3 separate regions of the Homo sapiens genome follow, and all the other regions are linked to region 3. Evidence: chromatin loops called from intact Hi-C (ENCODE). Cell type or tissue: OCI-LY7. All regions are shown on one strand. Each heading gives the region's core, and the rest is flanking DNA. Links, peaks and the distances in the headings are about the cores only.

What was found. Hi-C counts contacts between places; a loop is a spot of excess contacts. Peaks named below come from ENCODE experiments on the same cell type or tissue, not always from the same donor. Only the 100,000 strongest peaks of a DNase experiment are listed, where the experiment ranks them.
Region 1: it touches region 3 in a loop (9-fold over the local background); 3 of 110 quality-filtered maps call a loop at or near these places.
Region 2: it touches region 3 in a loop (5-fold over the local background); 15 of 110 quality-filtered maps call a loop at or near these places.

What each region holds. Positions count from the first base shown.
Region 1 is chr2:64,870,269-64,876,368 of GRCh38, reverse strand. No RefSeq gene overlaps it. Among named protein-coding and RNA genes, the nearest start is that of LINC01800, 9.7 kb to the right of the region's middle. RefSeq lists a silencer at 130-336. In OCI-LY7, for the core only: CTCF peaks have their summits at 2,515 and 2,739 (motif pointing right); a DNase peak (open chromatin) is centred at 2,738; H3K4me3 peaks cover 325 bases.
Region 2 is chr2:64,584,448-64,590,547 of GRCh38, reverse strand. It overlaps AFTPH (aftiphilin), which reads right to left. Exons shown (of 10, transcript NM_203437.4): 9 at 5,003-5,126. All of the region lies in intron 3 of LOC105374773 (a long non-coding RNA gene), which reads left to right. Among named protein-coding and RNA genes, the nearest start is that of LINC02579, 20 kb to the left of the region's middle. In OCI-LY7, for the core only: CTCF peaks have their summits at 3,261 and 3,476; a DNase peak (open chromatin) is centred at 3,457.
Region 3 is chr2:65,029,722-65,035,821 of GRCh38, reverse strand. It overlaps LINC02576 (long intergenic non-protein coding RNA 2576), which reads right to left and starts at 5,095. Exons shown (of 3, transcript NR_183398.1): 1 at 5,010-5,095; 2 at 4,563-4,876. RefSeq lists an enhancer at 3,882-4,745. In OCI-LY7, for the core only: a CTCF peak has its summit at 2,382 (motif pointing right); DNase peaks (open chromatin) are centred at 2,421, 3,011, 4,291 and 5,171; H3K4me3 peaks cover 2,179 bases; H3K27ac peaks cover 3,303 bases.

The DNA.
Region 1 (6,100 bases), core at 651-5,650, 160 kb after region 3:
GGTTGTTGGAGCAGCTGTCACCAGTTGGGTGTGACTCATTAGTTTATCATCTCTCCCCACCCCTATTCCCAACCCCCTCCCTCCAAACCCACCCACCCTGAAAATGCCTGAGCACAGTCTACTATTTTAAGAACTGAATTCCCTGTCGGCATGGCAACTTCAAGGCTGTACCTCTTGTTAGTGACTGCCTGGATGGAAGAAAAGCCACCTTTCACCAGGGCTCCAGCCAGCCTACAGCCGAGGTTAGACCCAGCCACAGGGTGTCTGTCAACCTATTCTTTTTTGTGTGTCTGCTTGTTTTACAACCCTTCAAAAATGTAAAAACCTTTGGGTAAGAACAATCCTAATGACACTCATCAGATCCCAGAAAAGGTGTTGGTTGATATGGACAGCAGGACAGTGGCCAACTCCCCCGTGGAAAAAAATAAAATTACATTAAACATTTGAAAAAATATGTATAATGATAGAACCATTTTTAGCTTGCTGGTCAAACAAAACAGGTCAGGACCGTAGTTTTGGGTTTTGGGGTTTGGGTTTTTGATTGGTTTGTTTTTTTAGAATTTAAAGAGAGTGACAATATGCCTTCATGTTAATTATTTAGCAAACAGCAATACAAAATCTGAATTTTAATTCCTCCATTTTTGATTAATGTGTTTATCTTACAAAGTAAATGCACAATAGCAAAATCATATCTTTAACGTTATTCAAGGGCCATCTTTTAAATCTGTGGAAGAAGTCTGATTAAACCGTTCCCAAGAACCATAGTTTACCCAACCCCTGCTGCAAGACAAAAGCAACAGGTGTCAACACTGTATTTCTCACTGTGGACATTTGAAAGGTTGTGAGGAAGAGGAGGCTGCTAGGGGAGAAGATGGGAAAGGGATTGTGGAAGAAGGACAATATGATTGATTTTTAAAATTTCCCTCCAAATCTACACATTTTTATTATACTTTAAAGATTGATTTAGATTCTTCAAGTACTCCAAAATTAAAGTCTTCAGCTATGCCACCTTCCCGTACCCCAGATAATGATTGAGGCTCACAATCTACGATTTCCACTTGTAGAAAATGACATTTACTGCATAACCTCTTCTCTTTCTCTCTTTTTTTTTTTTTTGCAAAGGCCAGATTTCCTTCAGACATGTTGAAGAAAGGATGTATTTTTAATGTTTCCCTTTTCTGTTTGTTCTCTGAATTTTTTATTTTTATTTATTTTTTGTCACAATCAAGATAATTTTCAAATAAAAATTTTTAAGCATATTTTAAGCATATGCAAAAGTAGAAAGACTAATGAAATAACCCCTCATGTACCTGATACTCCTAATTTATATTTAAAGGGCTTTTCTGTGTAAATTAAAGAAATGGTTCTACTTGCTTAAAACATGGATTCAAAGGGAAGAAAGGCTGAGCACACGTGTAATCCCAGTTACTTGGGAGGTTGAAACAGGAAGATTGCTTGAGCATAGTAGGACTCCATCTCTATTTAAAAGAAGAAAAGAAAGAAAGAAAGAAAGAAAAAGAAAGAAAGGAGGGAGGGAGAGAGGGAGGGAGGGAGGAAGGGAGGAAGGAAGGGAACAATACCTCTGCAAATGGCATTTGTACAGAATCCAGTTCTAGGTCATGCCTGAAGTGCTGGGTGCAGGTGAAGGTGGGAGGAACATCTGTAGGTAAGAAAGGGGGACCACTCTTTGATGGTTACCATGGAGACCACTAGGCTAAGATGGTTGAGGTCATTTATGGGGCAGTCAGGTTACTGCTAATGGACTCTGGGTCAGAACTGTAGGATAAACCTCACTGTCTCTGAAATTCCCTCACCTGCTTCCAATAGTATTATCAATTTGAGGATATTCTCATTCTGAATTTCTAGGGTTTGATTAAAATAGAGACAACAAACAAGCAAAACGAACAAGCAAAACAAACAAAGTGTTAATCTGCATACTCACTTTGAGGAGTTCTGGGATTTCTGGGATTTTATAGTTGACTACTTGAGTCCTGTTTACAACAGTAGGGCCCCTAAATCCCCAGAAGAAAGTCCTAGGAGGACTCATGCAGGTCTTGGGGTATTGATCCTTATGTGAGGATGCTGAAAGTATAGCCAGTGACATGCAGTCCAGAAGAGCAGGGAATCTAGCTAAGCCAACAAGATTTGGAGAGTTGGGACTCGCTTTACCCCTCCTGAAGGAACTTGATCCCAGTGTAGAATATCCATCAATTGCCAATGTCCAGGGTTACTTTATACAACAGATCATTTGCTATAGGGCAGATCAGTAAGAAGTGTAACTTTGGCATGGCACTGCCTGGACTCAGGTTCAATCTACAACATATATTATTTCTACTGTGATGTACTCTCTTTAAAAAAAAAATTGTTTTTAAAGAGATGGGGTCTTGCTATGTTGCCCAGGCCGGTCTCAAACTTCTGGGCTCTAGCAGTTCTCCCGCCTCGGCCTCCCAAAATGCTGGGATTACAGGCCTGAGCCAATGTGCCCAGACTGATATACTGTCTCTATCACCTACAAATATGGTTGGCCAGGGGAAGGATGTCTAGTACTCTCAAAGGGCAGGTACACAGGCAGAAGCAGGCTGGGATTAGTCATCAAGGGATAAACATGAGCAGAGGGGACAGGCAGAAGGCCACCCGGGACCTAGACTGCTCCTCACGGTGATGGGGTCCAGGCCTGAGGTCCTTAGTGAGCATTCTGACGCTCCGGAGGAAGAAGACTGCACCGGCGAGGGGCGGCCACCAGGGGGTGCGCAGGGGCCGGAATTTCGGGAACCTAGGGCTGCGGCGGGAGAGAGGCAGGGGTGGCCTGGCAATGACAGGTATGTTATGGGCGGCTGCTGACCTGTCGCTAGCTCCTACATAACCAGCAGTTCCTTAAGGGCAGTTATTGTGTTTTAGTCGCATTGCTTTCCCAACTGCCCATGAGCCTCGTTCTGAGGTTTGCTCTTTCAAGAGTCAAATGGATACGTTTTCACTCTGGGAGGAGGGGAAATGAGGCAGCGCTGCTCAGACTTCTTGGTCTCGGGGCACCTTTATACTCTTAAACGTTACTGAGGACCTCGAAGAGCTTTTAGTTTGTTTATGTGGGTTGTACCTCTCAATAGTTACCAGTTTGTAGATTAAAACTGAACCGGCCTGGCCAACATGGGGAAACCCCATCTCTACTAAAAATTTTAAAAATTAGCCGCCCTGTGGTCCCAGCTACTACTCGGGAGGCCGAGGCAGGAAAATGGCTTGAATCTGGGAGGCAGAGGTTGCACAGAGCCAAAATCGCGCCACTGCACTCCAGCCTGGGTGACAGAGCGAGACTCTCTGTCTCTCAAAACAAAACTGGCCAGGCGCGGTGGCTCAAGCCTGTAATCCCAGCACTTTGGGAGGCCGAGGCGGGCAGATCAGGAGTTTGAGACCAACCTGGCCAATATGGTGAAAACCCGTCTCTACTAAAAATATAAAAATTAGCCAGGTGTAGTGTCGCATGCCTGTAGTCCCAGCTACTTGCGTGGCTGAGGCAGAAGAATCACTTGAACTTGGGAGGCGGAGGTTGCAGTGAGCCGGGATCGGGCCACTGCACTCCAGCCTGGGCAACAGAGCAAGACTCCGTCTCAAAAATAAATAAATAAAATAAAATAAAATAAACTGAAGCAGTCACGGTGGCCCATGCCTACAATCTCAGCTACTTGGGAGGCTGAGACAGGAGGATGCTTGAGCCCGGGAGTTCGAGGTCAGCCTGGGTAACACAGCACAGACCCCTGTCTCAAAAAAAAAAAAAAAAAAAGAAACGTTTAAAAAGTGTAAAATAAAATAGAAACCGACGGCCGGGTGTGTTGGTTCATGCCTATCATCCCAGCACTTTGGGAGGCCAAGGTGGGTGGATCACCTGAGGTCAGGAGTTAGAGACCAGCCTGGCCAACATGGCAAAACCCCATCTCTACTAAAAATACAACATTTAGTCGGGTGTGGTGGCACATGCCTGTAGTCCCAGCTATTGGGGAGGCTGAGGCAAGAGAATCGCTTGAACCTGGGAGGCGGAGGTTGCAGTGAGTCAAGACTGGGCCATTGCACTCCAGCCTGGGCGACAGAGCGAGACTCCGTCTCAAGAAAAACAACCAAAAAAACAAAATGGAGAATTTAAAAAATTTATTTATTTATTACAATAATCAACCTGCTACATGTTAACATAACATTTCTCATTTAGAAAAATACCTATATTTTCCAAAACAAAAAGAAGTTTGGCCCTCTTTTATATTTCTGCAATTTTAAAAAGTGTCTAGCTTAATAAAAGACAGATGGAGTCTCATATCTGCTTTTGCATTCAGTCTGCTGTGATATCAGACTGAGTTTCCCCAAAGCACGCAGCTTTGTACACTCAAGAGAGAACAGGGTGAAATGGGCAAATAACATCTCATATGAAAGTAGTTTTGACCCTGCAGACCCCCTGCCCATTTTGATATTAAGTAGAGTCTAAATGCCATATAGTGTTATTTTGGGATGAGGATCGAATTGCTTTTTGTAAAAGGAAGGTTGCCTTTGGTGAGGGCTGAGGGCTGAGCACCAGTTTACCTGAAGTTCACCCATAGGCAAAGATGTGATGTCCACAGCCAGGGATGCTAGAAAGCAGGGCCTCCGCTGGTGTAGACACACACGTGCTTCATGTCTATTCCCCGTCTGTGAGCAGTAGGGCTCTATTGCAGTTAACTTGTCACTGCTTGCTGTCCTAAACTGCAGCTGATAGAGGAATGGCCAGAGGCGTAGGAAAAGGTTGACTTGCTGGGAGGAGAATCTTGTTTTTCTGATTCAGGTACTCTGCTGACTTTGAAACCATAGGGTTCTTATCAATCCAAAAGTATTTCAAGACAGGCTGGGCACGGTGGCTCACGCCTGTAATCCCAGCACTTTGGGAGGTCGACGAGGGAGGATCGCTTGAGCCCAGGAGTTCAAGGGAGGATCACTTGAGCCCAGAAGTTCGAGACCAGCCTGGGCAACATAGTGAAACCCCATCTCTTACCGAAAAAATGAAAAACAATTAAACTAGTATGGTGGCATGCATGTATAGTCCCTGCTACTTGGGAGGCTGAGGTGGGAGGACCACTTGAGCCCAAGAGTTCAAGGCTGCAGTAAGCCGTGATCACGCCACTGCACTCCAGCCTGGGTGACAGAGCAAGAGCCCATCTCAAAAAAAAAAAAATTATTTTTTTCAGAACAATGGCCCCAACATCTCTGTACCCCTAGGCCTGCCCTGGTGGGGTTGGGAGGGCTGTGCAGAATGTCCCATCTGAAGGCAATGTGGGAGCATTGAGTAACAGATCATGCAAATTTCTTCCCAGTTATTTTCCTCCCAGGGTACCAAACCGAAGGGATGATTGTAATCACCTGAGGAACTTCCTAAGTATACTGATTCCTGGTCCCACCTCAGATCAACCAGGAGGGTAGCCTGGTTTTTAATGTTTCCAGCAATTCTGGTACCACCAGGCTTGGGAGCCACTGGCCTTCTCTAACCCTGTCTACAAACTCAACAAAGGCCCTCCATCCTTAGGGCCTTGAAATCACCTGGAGCATATATTTAAAATTTTGAATTCCAGCCTGTATGGTGTGCATACCTGTAGTCCCAGTTACTTGAGAGGCTGAAATAGGAGGAATGCTTGAGCACAAGTGTTCAAGTATAGCCTTGTCAACATAGCAAGACCCCCATTTCTAAAAAATAAAGTAAAATGTGAATTTCTCAGGCCCAATCCTTAGAGGCCCAATATCTAGATTGGGTAGATCTGGGATAGCCTCAGGAACAAGTTTTTAACCAATAGCCCAGTTAATTCTACTGTAAGGGGACTAGGACCACAGTTTGCCTCCAGGGTTACTGCAGTCTGTGTGTCACACTCCATGTGTCACAGTCTGGGTGCCACAGTCCTTGTGTTGCCCATGAGTGACACTTGGCTGGGCGCGGAGGCTCACACCTGTAATCCCAGCACTTTGGGAGGCTGAGGTGGGAGGATTGCTTGAGCTCATGAGTTCGAGAGCAGCCTGAGCAACACGGCAAGATGCCCATCTCTATAAAAAATTTAAAAATTCACCCAGCGTGGTGGTGCATGTCTATAGTCCCAGCTAC
Region 2 (6,100 bases), core at 447-5,446, 450 kb after region 3:
CATCATTCCAAAGTAAAACCAGATACATGACAAGTGAAAACCTGGAACTGTATAATGGAAAAGGTCAGTTTCTCACCAATCGTCAATCTCAGCACCACTAACAATGGAGTCAACCAGATGTATGGATCTTCTGATGTGATATAACACCTAGGATGCATTCTAGCCAAAATATTTACCCTGAATTCAGCAAGCCTTTAGATATAATTTCCAATTTACAGGAAAATAGGGAGATAGAGAACACAGCAAATATTACTTGAAGGAAGCAAACAGACAAATCCAGAGCTTTTAGGACATTCTGTAGGACACCTATACTAATCTTTATATAAGCTACTGTTAATAAGAAAACAGAAGGAATGAGGAGATATGCTAGGTTAAAAGGGACTTAAGAGCCCCAACAGCCAGGTACAATAGTCTTCAATTGAATACTGGTTTGTACAAAGCTGAGAAAGGATAGTTGGAGAAATCTGAATATAGCCTAAGTAGATGAAATGAAAACTCACTGAAATGGACAGAGATCACTGACTAAGACTAGGTCAATTTTAGAGGTCAATTCACTATGACCTCTAAAATCTCATTTTTGGTGGAAACCCCCCCCCCCCCCCCATATATGTATTTGCATAGGAAAAGATCTGAAAGAATTACACTAAGGAATTATAGTGATCCTGAATGGTAAGAATGTGATACTTTCATTTTTAATTTTTTTTGGTCCGGATTTCCTAACTTTCTAAAAATATACTTTACTACTTCTATAATGATAAATGGTTATTTAAAACAACAGTGAATAAATGCGCACCTAAATGGACTTTCCCATTTGTGGAGTGCAGTTTGGGTGTAGGAACAGACAGCAAAAAATAAGTTTTTACCTAAGAAACAGTTGGTAAAGATTATTCTAGGGTTTTAAACAATTGCCTTATTTCAGAGGCAATATGAAATTATATTTTAAAATAAAAAGTTTACACAGTTCATAGTTTGTGCATTTATCTGTGGTCATTGTGCATGGGTGTGAGCTAGTCTTCTTAGAATATGGGAAGAAGCAAACACTTAAGGAGAATTTGAAAATAAAAAGTTATATCATGATCATTTCTCAAAGGCAGTGACCTAATTTTGATCTATTCCTCTCTAGTGAAGATTTATCCTTTTTATCAATGGAATATAATTGAGAATATAATTGAGAGTCCAGGAAAAAAACATGATCAATTGTTTTTTAATTTTTGTTTTTGACAAATGTGCCAAAACCTTTCAGTGGGGGAAATCATTTCAACAGTTTTCAGACAACTGGATATCCACCTGCACAAGAATGAATGTGGACTCCTACCTCATACCATATACAGAAATTAATTCAAAATGGATTAAAGACCTAAATGTAAGAGTTGAAATTATAAAACTCTTAGGAGAAAATCTAGGTATAAATCTTTGTGACCATGAATTGGGCAATGATTTCTTAGATATGATACCTAAATCACAAGAAAAATTAGATCTTATCAAAATTAAAAGCTTTTGTGTGTCAAAGAATACTATCAAGATAATGAAAAGACAACCTGCAGAATTGGAAAAGATATCTTCAAATCATTTCTCTGATAAAGGCTTAGTATCCAGAATATACTTAAAAATCTTACAACCTAACAATAAAAAGACAAATTATCCAATTAAAATATAGGCAAATGGCTGGGCACAGTGGCTCATGCCTGTAATCTCAATACTTTGGGAGGCTGAGGAGGGAGATCGCTTGAGCTCAAGAGTTCAAGACCGGCCTGGGGCAACATACTGAGACCTTGTCTCTACTAAAACAAAAACAAAAAAGGCAAAGGATCTGAACAGATATTTCTCCACAGAAGATATACAAATAGTCGATAAACACATGAAAAGATGCTCAACATGATTAGCTATCAGGGAAATGCAAACAAAAATGTCAATGAGATATCACTTCAAACCCACTGGGATGGCTATAACCAAAAAGACCAATAACAAGTGTTGGTAAGAATGTGGAGAACTTGGAATGTATATTACTGGTGGGAATGTAAAATGGTGCCATCACTTTGGAAAAGTTTGGCAGTTCCCCAAAGAAGTTAGAGTTCCTATAAGACCCAGAAATTCCACTCCTAACAGAGTTGGAAACATCTGTCCACACAAAAACGTATACACAAGTGTTCACAGCAGCAACACTACTCATAATAGTCAAAAAGTGAAAACAACCCAATTATCAACTGATTAATGGAAAAGCAAAATGTGCTATTTCCAATGAAATATTATGCAGCCAAAAAACAAATACGGATACATACTACAACATGAATGAACTTGAGAACAGAATGCTAAGCAAAACCGAGACACAAAAGGCTGCAGACTATAGAATTCCATCTATATGAAATAACCAGAAAAGACAAATCTGTAGAGACAGAAAGCAGATTAGTAGTTGCCAGGGCCTGGGGAACGAGAGGGATAAGGAGTGACTGCTAATGGGTACAGGGTTTCTTTTTGGGGTGATAAAAATGTTTTGGAATTAGATAGTGATGATGGTTGCACAACCTTGTGAATATACTAAAAACCAGTGAATTGAACACCTGAATGAATTATAAATTTTTATCTCAATAAAAAGGCCTAAAAAAGAATAAAATTTCTTTGACCTGCATAAACTTCAGTTACAGGTCTATGGCTACTAACTAGCTGTCACTAATTAGTAGTGATTTAGAATAGGAAGTAATTTTCCTCCATATTAGGAAAGTTAGGCAAGAAGATGGAACTATTTTAAAACTAAGAACTTGCACTTCTTTAAAAAACTCAAAGTGAGAAGTCACTTTCACAACTTGTGTTCCAAAAGAGAAGAGCACATATAAATTCCCTGAGACACTCAAAGGCACTTAGTAAAGAGTACTGGATATTGTTTGGTCCATGTCAAATTTCTTCTACCTTGACCACTGTTTAACTCCTTCTTACCCTATAGTCTATCAAAATGCCTTTTCACTTTATCTTCTGCTTATTGGCAATAGCCAAGAAGATTTTGCTGAGCTTTATTTTTTGCAGTTTACTTTATTCAAGAGAAAAATGAAAGAAAACCTAAAAATAAGATACTAAAAATGCTTTCTGAAATTATGCTACCAGCCTGTCTCTGCTCTGTACGATTGAGAATCACTCGTTGGGACATTTTACAGTATTTTAAGACTTGCGGGCATTTGTATTTTTTTACCATTTTCAAATGACATTTCTCAAAACAGAAAATACAAAGTTGGCAACCTGTTCTCTCCAATTTATTTTGTTTTAAATATGATGCTGGACAGGTCCTAGCGAGTAACTCAATACAGAATTAGCAGACATTAACTCCAGGATACATTATTAGTTCATTCCCTATTAGTATAGAACAAGAGAAAAAATGAAAATAGCTTCTTAAAGTGATAGGGCTTGGAAGAGTTCTCTAGATTCAGCATGTTTCAAGGATGAGTTAACGAATTAGGAGAACAAGTTAAGGTGGTTTAGAGCTCCTCCTAATGGCACGAAATGAATTCTCATCATTGGGATTTTCAAAACTTCTATAGTTCTTTGGTCAGTGAGACTGCAGGGGAAACAAAGGAAGGAAAGAGTAGAACTGTCCCAGAAAGGGTTGTCCTAAAAATAGCAGGGGGAAACCCAAACAATAAAAGCATCCTTTTTGGTTTTTAAGTCAAATGTGTGTTAGCTTTTAGTTAACATATACAAATTTCTCATCCATTTTTTTCTATGAGAGGAGTTTCGATTTGAAGAAGTGATTTATTTGGAAAGAAAAAAATTTAAAAAAAGCCACATAGCCACATTTACAAGTAGGTTCATTGAAGAGGAGGCTTTGGCAATGCCAGGTGGCATACTGCAAAGACATGGGGCTATGAGAACAATGGAGAGAACTGGCAGACAAACAAGGATTTACATGCTACAAAGCCATTCTAGGGAAAAGTTAAGGGTAGTCTAATGTATAATAATGTATTTCATAATTATAAATATTAAAGGCAATAAGAAAAATCTGGGGGAATAAAAGCACACAAAGTTTAAAAGACAATATGATAATTCAAGCTAAAGTTAAGAGAGAGAAACATTTATTATTCACAATAAAAAAGGCTTTTTTAAATGGATGTCTTTCTATAGAAGAATCTATTTAAAATATAAACCTGAATTTAACATGTGATTGGGATGTATTTATTCAGGAGAAAGAGCTATAACACTTCTTTTAAAGTAGGCAACTAATAGGTAAATAGTTCCACTTTAAAATGCTGATGCATCACAGATTTGAGACAGCAGAGCTGGCGTGTCAATCAACCAGTATTTGCTTTTGCACTAGTGATTTCCTGGTTCAGAATAGTATCTTCCTGTTAGAAACTGGCTTAGTCTTATGGTTAACAATAACTCAAAGCAATGGATTGTACTAGCCTAATCATATGAAACTAAAGATTCTCTGAATCGCAAACACATGGCCCGAGTGACATTCCGTGCCTTTAGTTCCAACACAGGGAGATGGTAATTGCTCTTCAATAGGCCATGCCTCTGAAGGGGCTTCTAGAAAGCCTGGTAAAGTAAGGCTTTACCTCCCAAATCAGAGGTGCATGTCAATGAAAATTCCAAGAACCATCTTAGCCTGCAAGTAAAAAGATCAGCCTAGGTGACTCCAGGATTACAAAACTGGGTTCTCAAAGATGATCTTCTCAGTAATTATGAAGAGAAAGGGAGAGTGTTTCTATAATGGCTTTATGATCACAATACTTAATCAGAATTAGTCTCTACAAAGTGAGGTGGGGGGGCAGGGGGTGGGGGAAGAAAACCACATCTGTCAGCCTTGGCCAATCTCTTATGAAATAATCCTGTTCTAATAAAGTTCATAATTAAACATAATTTGATAATATTTTCTGGACTTGGGCATCGACTGACTTTTATAAAGCAAGTTGTGATATAATATATTGAAATGCTGTCAACTGACATGCTTTTTCCTTTGGGTCGTTTTATCTCAGAATTCAAAATGTGGGTATAATTGACACTATTTATTTACCTGGTAGATGTGCTTGTCTTCTCTACTGTAGACATGAGTCTTGCAAATGCATCAGTCACTTTGAGGCTTGAGGTGGAGATTTCCAGCTTAGAAGTTGTTAACTCATACAACTCCGGATCCACACCTTATAGTATAAAATGATAGTCAGTGATGGCAGGCTGCAATGGGTTACCCAGTTAGCCACAATCCAAGATGCAAAAGGCAATATTCTGTAAACATCTGAGTGTTTTACAAACAGAACATATCTTTAGAACACTGCAATACTGCATTTATTTTTTACAGTATAAACTCCACTTTTTGGAGTTTTTATAAAACAGGAAAAGACTTTTCAAATTCCATTTTGGAACGAATATATCCTTAAGCTAGCATTTATGCAGCAGATGCTACCCAAATACTTCTAAAATTTCTATCTGCTATAGAAAACTCCCCCAATTTGGATTAGGATGTGATATAAAATTATCAATGTTTTATAAATAGAATGCACATGATGTGACACCCCATTTTTCAATTAACTAATCTCATTTTAAAAATTTTCCTGTTTCCTCACCTCCTTATTTTTTCTCTATTTTCTTCCACAGAAAAAGATTTAGAAGCTACCACAAAGTCTCAAACATGGTAAATGATCTGGTTAGTTTAAATATATCATGACTGGCCAGGCGCGGTGGCTCACGCCTGTAATCCCAGCACTTTGGGAGGCCGAGGCGGGCAGATCACAAAGTCAGGAGATCAAGACCGTCCTGGCTAAAACGGTGAAACCCCGTCTCTACTAAAAATACAAAAAATTAGCCGGGCATGGTGGTGGGCGCCTGTAGTCCCAGCTACTCAGGAGGCTGGGGCAGGAGAATGGCATGAACCCGGAAGGCGGAGCTTGCAGTGAGCCGAGATCACGCCACTGCACTCCAGCCTGGGTGACAGAACAAGACTGCGTCTCAAAAAAAAAAAAAAAAAAAAATCATGACTAAGGACTAATCATAAACATATACCACATAGCTCTTTCTTCAGGTTAGAGGTGGGGAGGGTAAAAGATTTTCAGAAAAGGTGAGTAAAAGTACTACTTTTGAACAAAATGAAAATTCTTGTCTACAGGGTTAATTTCTG
Region 3 (6,100 bases), core at 304-5,303:
CTCCAGCCTTGGGGGCTATTTGATTTTCTGGTGTTATTAGTGCTAATTCGAGAGCTCAGAGGCTTTTATTCTTTTCTAGCTGGCGATCATTCTGTTTCCTTCCATCTTGCTGCGGTCAGCATGTCTGCTTCCTCCCTTCCCATGGAATTATGATCTGTTCTCAGCTCTCCCTGTACCCCTCTCACAGCCTAACAGGGTGCCCTGTACAAGTAGGCACTCAATAACCATTTCTTCCATTGGATTAAACCCAGGAAGACTGGAAGTTTGCCAGAGGAAACAAAATAATTAAGCTTGTTAACTCATTAACTTTAATTTTAGACACATCCCTTAAGCTCCTGAGTATAGTATGGGAAATCATACCTGAGTTCCAAATGGTTGAGGTTGTCAGGGATCTTGGCTGCTGAATTAAGCGGGGTGTATGGCTCTATTATACATGAAAATATGTCTTTGCAGGCACACATAATTGCTGCTAATTTGTACCACAGGAAGAATAAAAGTAGCAAATTGATAAAGAAGACCTATTTCTACTTCTATAATGAAGGCTACTTACCCCCCATACATGTACAACTATTATATATCAATTTAAAAGACAATAGCCCTTGATTACCTTAAGTACAACCCCTACCTTCACTGTAGTATACCAGGATATAAAAGTATTGTCAAGGCCAGGCACAGTGGCTCACGCCTGTAATCCTAGCACTTTGGGAGGCTGAGGTGAGGGGTGTGAGTGGATCACCTGAGGTCAGGAGTTTGAGAGCAGCCTGGCCAACAATGGCAAACCCCGTCTCTACTAAAAATACAAAAAATAGCCAGGCATGGTGGTGCATGCCTGTAAACCCAGCTACTTGGGAGGCTGAGGCAGGAGAATTGCTTGAATCTGGGAGGCAGAGATTGCAGTGAGCCGAGATTATGCCACTGCACTCCAGCCTGGGTGACAGAGCGAGACTCCATCTCAAAAAAAAAAAAAGAAAAAAAAGGATTGTTTATGAAATTCAAAGCTATTTGCTGAAATACAAGCACATTTTTATAAACGAAGGTGACATATTTAAAACACAGAAACAGGTAAATTGGGTGGAAGCAAAATTGACCCATAATTTTATTGGTCTTTCCTACTGACACATTTTAACTATGTTACAAAAACTACTGAAGTTGAACTGTGAGATACATCTTAAGTGCATCCTTAGTGGGCAGTTAATTATTTCTCACTAAATAGAGTTTTGCTCAGGCATAAAACCTTGGAGTCATCCTAGGTTCCTCTGGGCCTCATCTCACATCCTATCTGTCTGTAAATCCTGTTAGCTCTGCCTTCAAAATCTATCCAGAATCCAGCCATCTCAATACTTCCACTGCTACACCCCGATCCAAGTCACCACTCTCTTTTTATTAGCCTCTTAGCTGATCTCGTGCTTCCATCACTGTCTGTTCTGTATCCAGTAGCTGGAGCAACTGTTTATAAGTAGACGGTCTCATCACATCTCTTCCTGCTCAGTATCTTCCAGTGGCTCTTGTGATACACAAGTCCTCATCATGCCCTCTGGCTCTTCCTACCTCTCAGGACTTATTCCTGCATGCTCCCCTCAGCCACTCTACCCGTCACATAAGCCTTCTTTCTGCTCTTTAAACACACAAGAAATATTTCTTGGCCGGGTGTGGTGGCTCACGCCTGTAATCCTAGCATTTTGGGAGGCTGAGGCAGGTGGATCACCTGAGGTCAGGAGTTCGAGACCAGCCTGGCCAACGTGGTGAAACCCTGTCTCTATTAAAAATACAAAAATTAGCTGGGCCTGGTGGCTGGTGCCCGTAATCCCAGTTACTCAGGAGGCTGAGGCAGGAGAATTGCTTGAATCCAAGAGGCAGAGGTTGCAGTGAGCCAAGATCGCACCATTGCACTCCAGCCTGGGCAACGAGAGTGAAACTCTGTCTCAAAAAATAAATAAATAAATAAATAAATAAATAAATAAATAAATAAATAAATATTTCTTGTATGAATGGAATACAATGGTTGCTAAGTGAATGAATGAATTTTATGATAATTATAATCAATTACAGTTAGTACCAGCTATATGCTAGCCCTGCCCAGAGAGATGCTCTTTTACCAACTGGTGTGAACCCGTGGTTCTCAGACTTTACCTGGTATCAGAATCATCTGCAGGGCTTGTTAAAACTCAGATGGCTGGGCCTTACCCCAGAAAAATTTACATTTCTAACAGGTTTCTAGGTGATGCTGGTCAGGCATACACTTTGGCTTAATGATTCTAGGCCAACTGGCCATTCTGAGGAGAAATTTGACAGATTTTGGCCTGGTATTCCTTTCTGCCTCTCTGGGTGAAAAGATTAATTGCAGATGGGTTTGGGGAAAAAAACTCTGAACTTTATTTTTTGATACTTAGCCACAGGGTGGCCCCCTAGCTCCAATAATTACTCCATAGCCCCCACTCCCACCGCATTAAAACACCTTTTGTTATTTGGAGAACTTCCAAGCCATTTCTCTCTCTCTCTCTTTTTTTTTTTTTTTTTTTTGCTTGTTTGTTTGTTTGAGACAGAGTCTCACTCTGTTGCTCAGGCTGGAGTGCAGTGGTGCGATCTCAGCCTCACTGCAACCTCCTCCTCCTAGGTTCAAGCGATTCTCGTGCCTCAGCCTCCCAAGTAGCTGGGATTACAGGCGTGCACCACCATGCCTGGGTAATTTTTTTTTTTTTTTTTTTTTTTTTTGGTATTTTTAGTAGAGACGGGGTTTGCCATGTTGGCCAGGCTGGTTTTGAACTCCTGACCTCAAGCGATCTGCCCCCCTCAGCCTCCCAAAGTGTTGGGATTACAGACGTGAGCCACTGTGCCCGGCCTCTCTCTCTCTCTCTCTCCCCACTCCCCCCACCCCCACCCCCACCCCCCATCCCCCCAACCTTTCTGTCTTTAAATGTAGCTCTAAGGCCACTAGTTTGTTATTCACAACAGGCCGGCCCTTTCATGCATGGGATATGGTGGTGGTTTCCTCAGTAATGTAGGACTCTGGCTCTGTTAGAAGCGACTGTTGTCTTAGACAGAAATGGCACAGGAAAGTAGGTTTGTAAGTCAGAGATCACATGATATCAGAAAATGAAAGGAGATTTCATTTTAGCCCCCAGGAGGGACCCACACACAGGACAAACATCCACTCTTTTGTAGCCCATGCCGCTCTGCACAGGAGGGTCACCCCCTAAGCCTCACCCAGAAGCTCCTCCAAACCTCTTGTCACTGTAGTGGAGAGGAGAGGACCTTTCCTCCCGCTTCCAGCTGCCCTTCATCTCACTCCCAGACAGATAAGAGGGCTGAGGACTGGTAGGAGTGAATGACAAGGACAGAGGGCTGAGGGCTGTGGATGCCACCTTCCTGGGCTGTCACCCCTGGCCTGGTGTTGGTATCTGAAAAGGGGGGAGCGGGCTGGCAGTGACAGACAAAGTGGTGAGTGCAGGGGAATAGGCCCAATCTGCGACCCACGGTCCTCCCTCTCCTCCCCTCTACACCTGTCCTCCTGCTTCTCTTTCTCTGTAGAGTGAAACCCAATTCCAAACGTTAACAGAGTCTGGAAAAGGCATCCAAGTAAAAAAGTGCAAAAGTTGAAAATAGCCTTCCACGTTATAAGGGAGGTTCCACTCCCAGAAAGATAATGACGACTATAAAATTCCAAATGGCACTCTGCCCACTAGCCACATTCTTCAATAACACGGTCTTAGCAGTTTCACGTGTTATTTACAGGTGAAGAGGCAGTAGATCTTTTTTCCCACTGAGGTCTCATTGAGGATATAGATAGGCTGCTTCGGATACTACTGGTAATTTTAATTGTTTCAGTTTCATAAAATGTATGAGACTACACTTCTTATCACAAATATCGTTACTTCACTTCTTTCACTTAGAGAGAGAGGAAGAGGGGTGGAATAAAAGAACAAAGGCAGTGCAATAAAATACTCAAAATAGCTGTAAGACAAATATTGCTCAACAAAGTTGGTGGCAGCACAGAAACAGACCCACTGGCTGGTAGGCAGCAGCACTATGAGAGGGTTTGATGTATTCGCTCATTCACAAAGCCTGCCTTTGTCATGTAATAGGCACTTAGGGGAATCCAGAGCTTGTCTGGAATAGGGGGATGCGTCCTGCAAACAGAAGCAGTTCCAGACCCTGCAGGTTGGCTAGCCAAAGCCCAGCTAACTCCCATCAGGTGTACCTTCCTGAGCTGCACAGACGGAAAACCACAAACTGCTTTTTCAGACTTCCTTGCAGGTCTGCCAAGCAGAGCACCTGTGTGAAACTCAGAAGCTGCAGCTGGGAAGGTGGGCATGGGCCGTATGGGGTAGAGCTTGCTGGGAGATCTGATTGGGGTAGCTCTGAGGGAGGCTCCACTGCCCGGTTCCTAATGTCACAGGTGTGGGCAAGCACCTGCTGCGGAAACTCAGCACTCTTAACTACATTGTTCCTGGCTATTAGCCACCCACCTGTTTCCCTATCCGTCCCAGAAATTCTGTACATTCTTTAATTCTTCCCTGTAATCAGTGCTTTTCTGCTTTGTTGTCTGTACTTGGAACACTTACCAAGAAATTAACCAAATCAGAGATACTCAGCATGGGCTTGAGGAAGATGTGTTTTGACATCATTTTCTCCAAATCTCTCGAAGTTTGTGACAAGTCTTTTTCTGCTACACTTTCTTCTAGTTCCTGTTCACAGTTTTGACCTCTTCCTCCATTTTCTCTGATGTTTAGCTGATTTTTACCGTCTGTTCCATCATCCAGTTCTCCAAGGTGTTCATTTTGACATCCAGCCTGACACTTCCTTCGCACTTTTGTGGCACCTCTAGCACTGCCACTTGCTTGGTTTTTGACAGCTGGTACCATCAACAAACAAATGCCTTGGGGAAGAAAACATGTCAATTCGCATGGCTTGAAATGCAGGAACAAAACAGAAGTGCACACCGACCCGGAGCTTACAGTACAGCGTGCCATGAGAGCTTGCATTGGCCAAAAGCATGCAAGAATACTCACTGTAGCTGATGCATGTTGTAAAAGTCTGCATGAACTCTGTTCTTCAGTGCTGCAATTTCTGATGTGAACAGCACCATCAGCTTTACACAGAACAATACTCAGTGTGGCATATGTACTTTTATTATGCAAAAGAGCGGATGGCAGGACGTTTGAATATAGGGAAGTTGAAAGTCACCTGGAAATGCTTCATGCAAATAGCACTAACTAGGAAGAGAAGGCACCTGTGCTAAGAAAGGGATGTGAAGCGGCCAGTCCAGGATTTGCAGCCTTGTTTGTGTGTTACTATAGAATCGCCTGGGCTCTTTTAAAAAATATTTATTTATTTATTTATTTATTTATTTATTTAGAGACGGAGTCTCTCTCTTGCCCAGGCTGGAGCGCAGTGGCGCAATCTCAGCTCACTGCAACCTCTGCCTCCAGGGTTCAAGCGATTCTCCTGCCTCAGCCTCCTGAGTAGCTGGGATTACAGGCGAGTGCCACCATGCCTGGCTAATTTTTTTTTTATCTTTAGTAGAGGTGGGGCTTCACTATGTTGGCCAGGCTGGTCTTGAACTCCTGACCTCAGGTGATCCGCCTGCCTCAGCCTCTCAAAGTGCTGGGATTACAGGTGTGAGCCACTGCACACGGCCTGGGCTCTTTTTAAAAATGCCAATATATGGCAAAAAACAAAACAAAAATAAAGAGGAAAGTGGGGAGAAGGCCAGGGAAGTTTGGAGGACCCCAGGATTCCACTCACCTTACTGACCCTAGTGGTGTATTGGCTTTTTTAAGACAAGGTCTCACTGTTTCCTAGGCTGAAGTGCAGCAGCATGAACATGGGTCACTGCAGCCTTAACCTCCTGGGTTCAAATGATCATCCCACCTCAGCCTCCCGAGTAGCTGAGACCACAGGCACGTGCTACCACACCTGGCTAATTTTTAAAATTTTTTTGTAGAGATAGAGTCTCACTATGTTACCCAGGCTAGTCTCGAACGCCTGGGCTCAAGTGATTCTACTGCCTTGGCCTCCCAAAGTGCTGGGATTACAGGAGCGAGCCACCATACCAGGCCACTTTCCCCTTTATAAAAATTTAAAAAGAAAAGAAAATCCC